2 separate regions of the Homo sapiens genome follow, and region 1 is linked to region 2. A link is a loop called in an ENCODE intact Hi-C map of the cell type or tissue named here. Cell type or tissue: heart right ventricle. All regions are shown on one strand. Each heading gives the region's core, and the rest is flanking DNA. Links, peaks and the distances in the headings are about the cores only. Region 1 has its middle 28 kb from the start of H1-10. Region 2 overlaps TMCC1 (transmembrane and coiled-coil domain family 1).

Region 1 (4,390 bases), core at 64-4,063, 490 kb before region 2:
TGGACAGCAAGGCCTGCAGAAGCTTATTTGCTCATCCAATTTAGGGATCCTGAGCTCCCTACTGGGCAAGGCTGGTGGGTTCACAGCTGCCCCTGATGGTTTCCTCGGCAACCTCAAATCAGATTCTGCTCCTTAGTTGCCAGCATCTATTACTAAAGAAGGTGGGGGCAGAAAGCATGGGGGTGTCATGGTGACAGAGGTAAGGAGAACACAGAGTTTTCTACTTCTGGTGATGGTAGCGGTGGCCGCCACCTGACCCAGGGCACCATCTCTTCCTCCTGTCTGTCCGCTGCTTCCTCTGCCCTGCTACCTCCCATTTCCTCCCCGCTGAGGTCACTGCAGTCCTCTCTCCACTTTTCCAAGATAGACGCAGCTTGCTGCTCTCCTGAGGCCCCCACTAAGCCTGTGGCTTCTGATCCCTGCTGACCTCTTGGACTTTATTTCCCTGGTCCCCTCCCCCACCTCCTTTCTGTTTGTTCCAGCCCCTTCCCTAACTTCCTCTCCCCCAGCTCTTACTCTGCCATTCCTAATCCCCCCATCCTGATTCCTCTTTTAGGTTTTCTCTGGCTAAATTATCTTTTTTTTTTTTTTTTTTTTTGAGATGGAATCTCATTCTGTCCCCCAGGCTGAAGTGCAGTGGTGCAATATCAGCTCACTGCAAACTCCACCTCCTGGGCTCAAGCCATTCTCTTGCCTCAGCCTCCCAAGTAGCTGGGAATACAGGCATGCACCACCATGCCGGGCTAATTTTTGTATTTTTGGTAGAGACAGGATTTCACCATACGGGCCAGGCTGGACTCAAACTCCTGACCTCAGGTGATTCGCCCGCCTCTGACCTCAGGTGATTTGCCCGCCTCTGCCTCCCAAAGTGTTGGGATTACAGGCGTGAGCCACCATGCCCAGCCAATTATCTTTTATATACTTGCTAATATCTGTCTCCTTTCCCCCCCGACCTTGTTTTGTGCTACACAGAATGATGAAAATCTAGAAACAGGAATCTCACTCCCAGCCTAGCCAGGACTCAGGTTTTGTGAAGCGGGCTGGGGCAGGAGGAAAAGCAAGCCCCACCAAACCAACACCTAGTCTAGAGCCTGACTTAAGTGCCACTCAAAACACGTTTCCTCCCTTTACTTTCCTGTAGCCCGATTCTTCCTGAAAAAGGTGGCCCCTGAGAACCATCTGAAAGTATCATGGGGTGGAGGGGCAAGGGTCCTGAGAGCTAGTCTTGCCATCTCTTGTCCCCAGTTTTCTTGAAGAAGCTGAGCTCCAGAAAAGAGGCAGGGCCCGTGGGGCATTTGGATTACGCTCCAAGTCTAATTCCCAATCCAGCGATCCTGCTCCTAGAGGCTCCCTTCATCTGTCCACTTGGACAAGTGAGGGGCGGGTCGCCCCACAACCCCTGCCTGGCCACAGAAGAAAACCGTCAGAAGGCTGTCTGTGGGGCCCCAGAACCATGTGGAAATGGCCTAAGGAGCTGGAGCCCTTTAGCCTCAAGAAGAGCGTGGGGGACCCAGCACCCTTCTGAAACCTAAACCACATTCTGGCCTAAGCCATTTTGCACTGTCTGTACCCTAGAAGGTTGTGAAGGCCTCTAAGTGGGTCCTCCTGTTTCCCCGTGTTCTGAGGCCCAGGGCTTTCTCAGAGCCTCTGTGGGTCCCACCCCTGCACCCATCACATGGTGTCTGGGTCCCGCCTGCCAGGCTCACATCCCCCCCCCACCACCTTGCTGTCCTATTTCCTTCCCTAGGACAGCCCACTGGGCATTGCCGTTCCCTCTCTTAGAAGACTTTCACAGGCCCTGCCCGTCCCTTTTGTCAGTCTAGTTAATGTCACCTCCTCAGAGAAACCCTCCCTGAGCACCCCATCTGCAGTAGGGTCACCCCCGTCTTCCACCCTCACTTTTCCTGGTGTTTCCTTCCTAGCCCCTGTCCCTATTGGGAATTTTCTGTGCTGATAGACTAGTCTCTCTCGCCCACTGGGGGCCAGCGTGTCTGTCTTGTCTGTCCCAGAACATCAAATGATTATTTGTTGGTATAAATGAAACAGGAAGGTCCCTGAGGTACTGGGATTGGGAGCCCTTCACCCCAGGTGAGAAAGGAGCCTTGAGGAAGGGGAGAGGACCCGAGTTCGTGGCCTCTCCCATTCTGAGGGTCAGCCCCGAGCAGGGCGGGCCGCTGCGTCTTGGAGTTCCTGTTGCCTGTGCCCTTGATGGGTGGCCTGCAGGGGAGGCAGCCGCACTGGGTTGGCTGTGATCCTGGGACAGCCGCAGTCCTGGGGCAGCCGCGTTCGGGCAGGCGGCACTTAGGAAAGACAAACTCTAAAACCCAGGGGTCCAAAGGACCCATGGGAAGGACAGGTGGCTCAGGGGAGTGACCTCGCTGCTTGGCCAGCGCTTTGAGGCCCCGGGGACCCAACGGAGAGGGCCCGGGTGAGGCATCTGGAGGCGCTGAGCGGGACCAGGAGCTGCGGGACCTGCAGAGGGCGCCCGCCCGTGTGGGCGCAGCAGCGCCTGGAGGGAGACGGCCCCGGCCGCCCGCAGGGGTCAGGCTCTGCTGCAGGTGGGGGTGGGGGGTCCCTGTCTCGGCCTCCCAGCCCAGGCTGGGTCTCTTTGCCCAGGTTGGGCGGGGCCGATGGCCGTTGGAAGCCCCGTCTCCACGGAGACCCGAGGCCGCCAGACCGCCTGTCAGGGGCTGCCCTGGAGCCTGGCACCTTACCCTTGCACCCTGTCTGCCCCTCGGGGGCCATGCTGTCCACGCTGACCCTGACTCGAGACATTGGGATGCCTGTCCACGCCTCCACTCCTGGGCCACTTCCCCGTGGGGTGAGCAGAAGGGCAGGGCGGGGTGGGAATCTGTTGTACCCAGGGAAAGGAATTGCCCCCAGGCCCGGAGAGTTTGAAGCCTGGGGTACTGTCACCAACAGCCCAGGACCCTCGCAGCTGGGCCTGCCCTAGAGTCTTCCTGCAGCAGGGCTGTCCTCCGGAGGGGCTGTGAATGTTTCCCGGGGGTGGGGCTGAAGCCAGAGCCCAGAGGTTTGCCCCTGGGGCAGGGATCCTCCAGGTCACTCGCCCCCGCCCCCTACGGGCTGCAGTGAAGGAGGCTCTGAGGGGAGGATGGCCGGCTCCTCCCCTGCAAGGACAGGGGCTCCTGGGAAGGCATTCCTGCTCTGGGGACTGCCTCCCTCCCCCACATCACAGCCAGCCACCACAGAATCTTGGCCAAGCTGACCACTCTTATCTGTGATCTCTGCCAGGGAGGCTGAAAGAACATCCAGCCCTACCCGTGGTCCCTTCCCACCTCAGGCTATATGACTCCCCACCTATTTCTTCACTTCCACTGGAAACACTGGTAAAACAATTCCTCACCCTCGACTCCAGGGAGCGGCCCCCACTAAACCAGCTGATGTGGGACCCCTGGGTCAATTGCTGGCCAGGAGACGCTGCTGACACCAGAGACCCTGGGCACCTGGGCCCCCTACAACCCTGGTCATGGTGGCCATGGGATGCCAGGCAGCACACATCTCGGAATCAGTATTTCCCCCACCCTACAAAAAATAAGTATCTGATTATCCCATGGCCACCTACGTAATCCTGGGGTACAGGAAAAGTGCAGAGGAGGAAGGGCTCCGTCATTTAAGCACAGTTCCTTCCTTCTGGGTGTCCCTCCTGCTCTTCCCCATCCGACAAAGTCCATCTTCCTTGTGGAACCAAAGACAGCTCAAAGGGAGCCGGCTGTTCACACTTTTAAGTTTTGGCTGCCCAAGGAGAGTCAGAAGTCAGGGCAGAAAGCCACAATTCCTGCCCCAGAACTCTCCCTGGGCCAGGTGTATCAGTGCCCTGTGATGGACGTATGGAACCTCCATGTCATTCTCTATTCCATGGTGGCCGGGGCCCTGACCTTCTACTCAGGGAACCTGGTGGACCTGAGGAAAAAAATTATCACAGGACAATACTATTCCCCACCATTTTTTCCCTCTTCAAATTGAAAGATTTATTAAAAAGTACTTAATGCTAAACGTTAGGGAGCGATCCCTACTGGAACAACTGATGAGGGGCCCGTGGGTGAACAGTGGCCAGAGATCTCATTGATATCGTACAAAGAGCCACTCCTGGACCACCCGAACTCCAACAACTCAGCTCACGGTGGCCATGGGATTCAAGGCTGAGAACATCTCAGTGCCAAAAAAAAAAAAAAACATTCAACTATCCCATGGCCACCTACCTCATTTTAGAGCACACAAAACAAAAAGGAAGCACTCTACCATCAGAAAACTGTCTCTTCTTCCTGGAGTTCCCACCTCTCCTTCTCCATCTGCTGAAGTTTCCACCTTCCCTCTCCCACTGGAGCAGGCTCACAGCGAGCCAATTTGTCCCATATTCAATATTCAGCTG
Region 2 (4,390 bases), core at 190-4,189:
TAAAATGAATGCTGCTGATGTACTACAAAGTATATGAAAATTATAACCAACTTAGTGTACTTCCATGGTAAGCACAAACTCAGATTCTAGAACTTTATTCACTACATTCATTAATGTAAGAAAGCCATCTCCATGTGCAAAATCAAAACAATAAGAAACAAAGCATCTTTATTGCTCTACCATAAAACTGACCCTCAAATATACAGAAAGAATACATGAAATATACTTAAGGTTTTAACGAAAGGATAAAATAAAATATAGCACTATGTTAGGAAGGAAATAGGAATATAATTCTAAGCATTCATTCATTAGCTATAATTATTATTTACCCATTTGAAAAGGGGAAAAATTCTTTTACCACAACTTTAAGGTATTTGCTGAGATATCTTTTTAGTTACCAAAGGAAAGTCTGGAGAGTCCTAGGTATGAAAAACAGTAAGTTAACAGAAAAACAAAATCTTACAAACTTACCCGCTCCGCAGTTCCCTCCTCTCCTGGTAGACATGCAGCAGCAGCAGCAGCAGCAGCACAAGCTATTTCCATCATAGCAGAGCTGGTAGGTGCATCAGTTGTGGATGAAGACCTGGGTCGGCCTGACTGCATAACAGCTGTCATCTCCTGACCAGACTTCCTGTTGATTTGGGGACTTCCCTTTGGGGCCTCTGGCTTGCCCCGCCTACTATGCAAGCTTGTCCCTCTCTTCATCTTGGGTGGCACTCGAATCTGCTGCAGGACACGATTCAGAGCTGTGGGGTGGGTGGGGACACCATCAATCTCAGCACATGCGTTCTGGCTTTCCAGATCCATTTCAGGTTCTGGATCTGCCTGAATTTGCTGCACATCATGTGGAGACACTGATGACCTCCTGCGCTGGTGCTGGAAGAGATGCTTCAAGCCTTGGCCAATCACGTTAATGTTCTCCAAAGCATTGTGGGTCATTTTAGACAATTTTTGTTCTGATTCTGTCTGCTTTCTGGCCTCTGCATCTTGGGATTTGCCTCCAGGATCAGGGTCCTCAAATAACTGTTCACTGCCCGAAGGCTCCATCAGTAGACTTAATATGCTTATTTGCAAACTCAAAAAAATTTTTTAAACACACCAAGAGTGTCAAATTAGGTAGGCATTTGCTTCAACAGTGACTACGCATGCAGCTGTGAGACGAAGGCTTCATGCCTATCTAATGTTAAAAACAAAAAAACAAAAAAACAAAAAAAAAACCTTATATTATAAATCCATGCAGAAACTCCAGTGTTAAAACAAAGAAAAACATGCTACTGGCCAAACAAATAGGCACTATCATTAAGCAATCTTTAATCAGAAGATTAAAAGACAGTTTTCTAGATAGTGGGTAATGATTATTTTTTAGAATGAGAGAAAAAGCCCAGAACAAGTCCATAGGAAATTAAAACAGCAATGTTCAAAAGCAAAAATCCCTACAAGATTCAATATATACAGAATTAGATATTAGAGGAGCCATCTTGGAATGGACACTATAATGGTAGTTGACAGAACAGCCATTGCTTGGGAAATCAAGAGAAGAGACCATCCAATAGGTTTACTCTAGCTGAGGCAATTTAATCCCTCTCATTCATAACCACAGTTAATTATTCACAGGCTGAAACTCAGTATAATCAAAGAACAACAGTGAGAAATGGATATCCCAATCTAACTATATGTGGATTTTAATGGAAAAGTGTGTTACCATTCATATTCATCAAGTTCACTGGTAACTAGAGATGACAGGTTTGCTCTTTTGAGAAGAGAATGGAAATAAAAATCCTGTAAGTTGAATTCTCTGCTGAAGCACAAATGACCTTTCTGGCACCATATGAGTGAATGGTTCAGACAGAATCAGAATCAGAGACTAGAGCTTTGCTCAGTACCAGCTATCAAGAAAGGAGATTCAAAGAAATCCCTTTCTCTATAGTGTCATCCCTGACAGAAGCTTCCCATATATCCATACAAACTCAAAAGCAAAGTAACTGGGTAGGATAGAAAAGTAGAGAAAAAGAAAGGTCAAACAGCAAACATATACCAGTATTAAATGCAAGAAATTAAAAGGAAGCTGAAACTAAGAGATGTAAAATCAACGCAACTGCCATGGTTACTAAAATCACATGCAAAAAAAAAAAAAAAAAAAAAGGGAGGGGGGGATGGGAGATGATGAGATTTTTCCTAATAGAAAGTGTTTATTTTTGTACTGTATTTGTGCAAATATATAAGACAAAATTATATACATGCACAGAAGCTGCTACAGAATGCAAAATATGATGTAGGAGGTTATTTCCATATTTTTCTTTAAATTTTTGTTTAAAGGACTTTAAAACTCCCTACACTACCAAGTACTTCAACAATTTAAGCCACTACCAATGAAGCACCATGGTGCTCCTGTTCTGGGAATATGTGGACTTGCTGCCACCAAGTGGCAATCTAGAAAGCCATAAATTAGCTGAATAAAAGAGTTCCCTGTGAACTCAAGGCTACTAGAGTTTAGTGGAACAGGAATGCAAACTCACTAAAGTTTTGTTCCTGATGACTACTCTCAGAAGACTTTTTTCAAATATTTTATGGGCACTGTCATTGTGGCTCCACTGTCCATATTCTTTCATGCCTGTGATTCCATTACCTAATCTCTTCATAACAGAGGAGCATAAACAGGGAGACAGGGATAAAGACATTTGTCTCTCTCTAGTACCTTCCTACTTTCTAAATGCCACAAAATTGTTTGTTCCTAAATTAGGCAAATGAATAACAACCATGAGAATGGAAGTTTCATTGCCTTTCACCCAAATTCTTTGTGGCTCCACTGAAATCTAGCCATCCCACTATGGCCTGTTACCCTTTTCCTGATTGTGCATTGGTTTTGTTCATATCTTTCCCTTTGGGAGAACCAAGAAAGAAACCCTTGCCCTTATTAGATCAATGACTGTCTTGGCCTCTGGTGTGGTTTTCTGGTGCTCCTTGTGGGCAAAAATTTTGCCAATAGTTTATATATTTAATTATCCCCTTCTAACCAAATATGAAATAAACACATAATACAATGTTACTCTGATTTTTAAAAAAAATAGTAATTATCTCACCATTCCTCATGAGTTTGTCTTGCTGGCTAATAGTTACTGAAAGAATTGAGTTTCTCAGAGGAAAAGGGCTAATGTAACCAAAATAATCCCCTATCAGTGTGTATCAACTCATCTCTTCTTGCACTGGGCTATTTAGATCCTGAGAAGATGGGAGGGTGTGAAAGCAGCAGAACAGTACTGAAAAAGTAGTTTACTTTTTCCTCTATTTGCACATTATTAGCTAATACAACTGATTTTTGTTGTTGTTGTTGGAAGTAAAATGTATAAAATATGTTTATCCCATGAGATTAAAAGACAGCAAGAATAAAGGAATGATGTCAAGGTTAGCTGAGGATCATTCTACTTGTCTCATATGCAAAGGTACTAGGAATTTATTACTCAGCAAATCTACTTATTTGGGCACTATTATAAACTAATCAACTGGTCATCTGGTTGCTGCCTATTTAAAAAATAGAGAATGTGGTACATTTTGAATATCAGTAAATTCATTTGAGATTTCACAAGCATTTGTAAAACAATTTATTTTTGTTTTTGTTTTTTTGAGACGGAGTCTTGCTCTTTCACCCAGGCTGGAGCGCAGTGGCACAATCTCAGCTCACTGCAGCCTCTGCCTCCTGGGTTCAGGCAATTCTCCTGCCTCAGCCTCCAGAGTAGCTAGGATTACAGGCACGTGCCACCATGCACAGCTAATTTTTGTATTTTTAGAGAGATACGGTTTCACCATGTTGGCCAGGCTGGTCTCAAATTCCTGACCTCAAGTGATCCAACCGCCTCAGCCTCCCAAAGTGCTGAGATTACAGGTGTGAGCCACTGCACCCGGCCAAATCATTTATTTTCAAATAATTCAAAATGATGATTGATTACAAGGAAATGTTAGCATTTCCTGGGAAAAGCTGGGAGTAAGGTGTTAATTTCCATGCCAAGACTATCTTCGCAGCTACGAAGAATAAGCAACAAAACAGTAATAAATTATCGGATTTTCAAAGGCAAAACTTACCTTAATCATACCAGCACATAGCCTCACTTAGCATGCAGCCCTAAAGAAACCTAAATTGAGCTTTAAACATCAAGTTTTAAGGTAATAATTTTGAAAAACAATCTACTGTACTGATTATAAAACGTAATATGGTACTTACACTTGTAGCTATCATCTGCATAATAGCAGCACTAAGAAACTAGTTAAGGTTTTGAAGGCTACTAAAATTTTCTGTAGGCCAATAGAAAATCTTTAAGGCCACCAAAGTCAAATGCTGTGGCAAAAATACCAACAATAGTGATGTTGCAATAATTAACTCTATAAAATTGCTGAC

What was found. Peaks named below come from ENCODE experiments on the same cell type or tissue, not always from the same donor. Only the 100,000 strongest peaks of a DNase experiment are listed, where the experiment ranks them.
Region 1: it touches region 2 in a loop (7-fold over the local background); 2 of 110 quality-filtered maps call a loop at or near these places.

The regions. Positions count from the first base shown.
Region 1 is chr3:129,341,612-129,346,001 of GRCh38, forward strand. It overlaps the pseudogene MARK2P19. Among named protein-coding and RNA genes, the nearest start is that of H1-10, 28 kb to the left of the region's middle. RefSeq lists an enhancer at 2,787-3,614. In heart right ventricle, for the core only: CTCF peaks have their summits at 2,467 (motif pointing right) and 2,673; no DNase peak of the experiment used is centred there; H3K4me3 peaks cover 937 bases.
Region 2 is chr3:129,827,332-129,831,721 of GRCh38, forward strand. It overlaps TMCC1 (transmembrane and coiled-coil domain family 1), which reads right to left. Exons shown (of 7, transcript NM_001017395.5): 4 at 472-1,177. The coding sequence starts at 1,047. Among named protein-coding and RNA genes, the nearest start is that of TMCC1, 64 kb to the right of the region's middle. In heart right ventricle, for the core only: a CTCF peak has its summit at 2,421 (motif pointing left); DNase peaks (open chromatin) are centred at 683 and 2,408.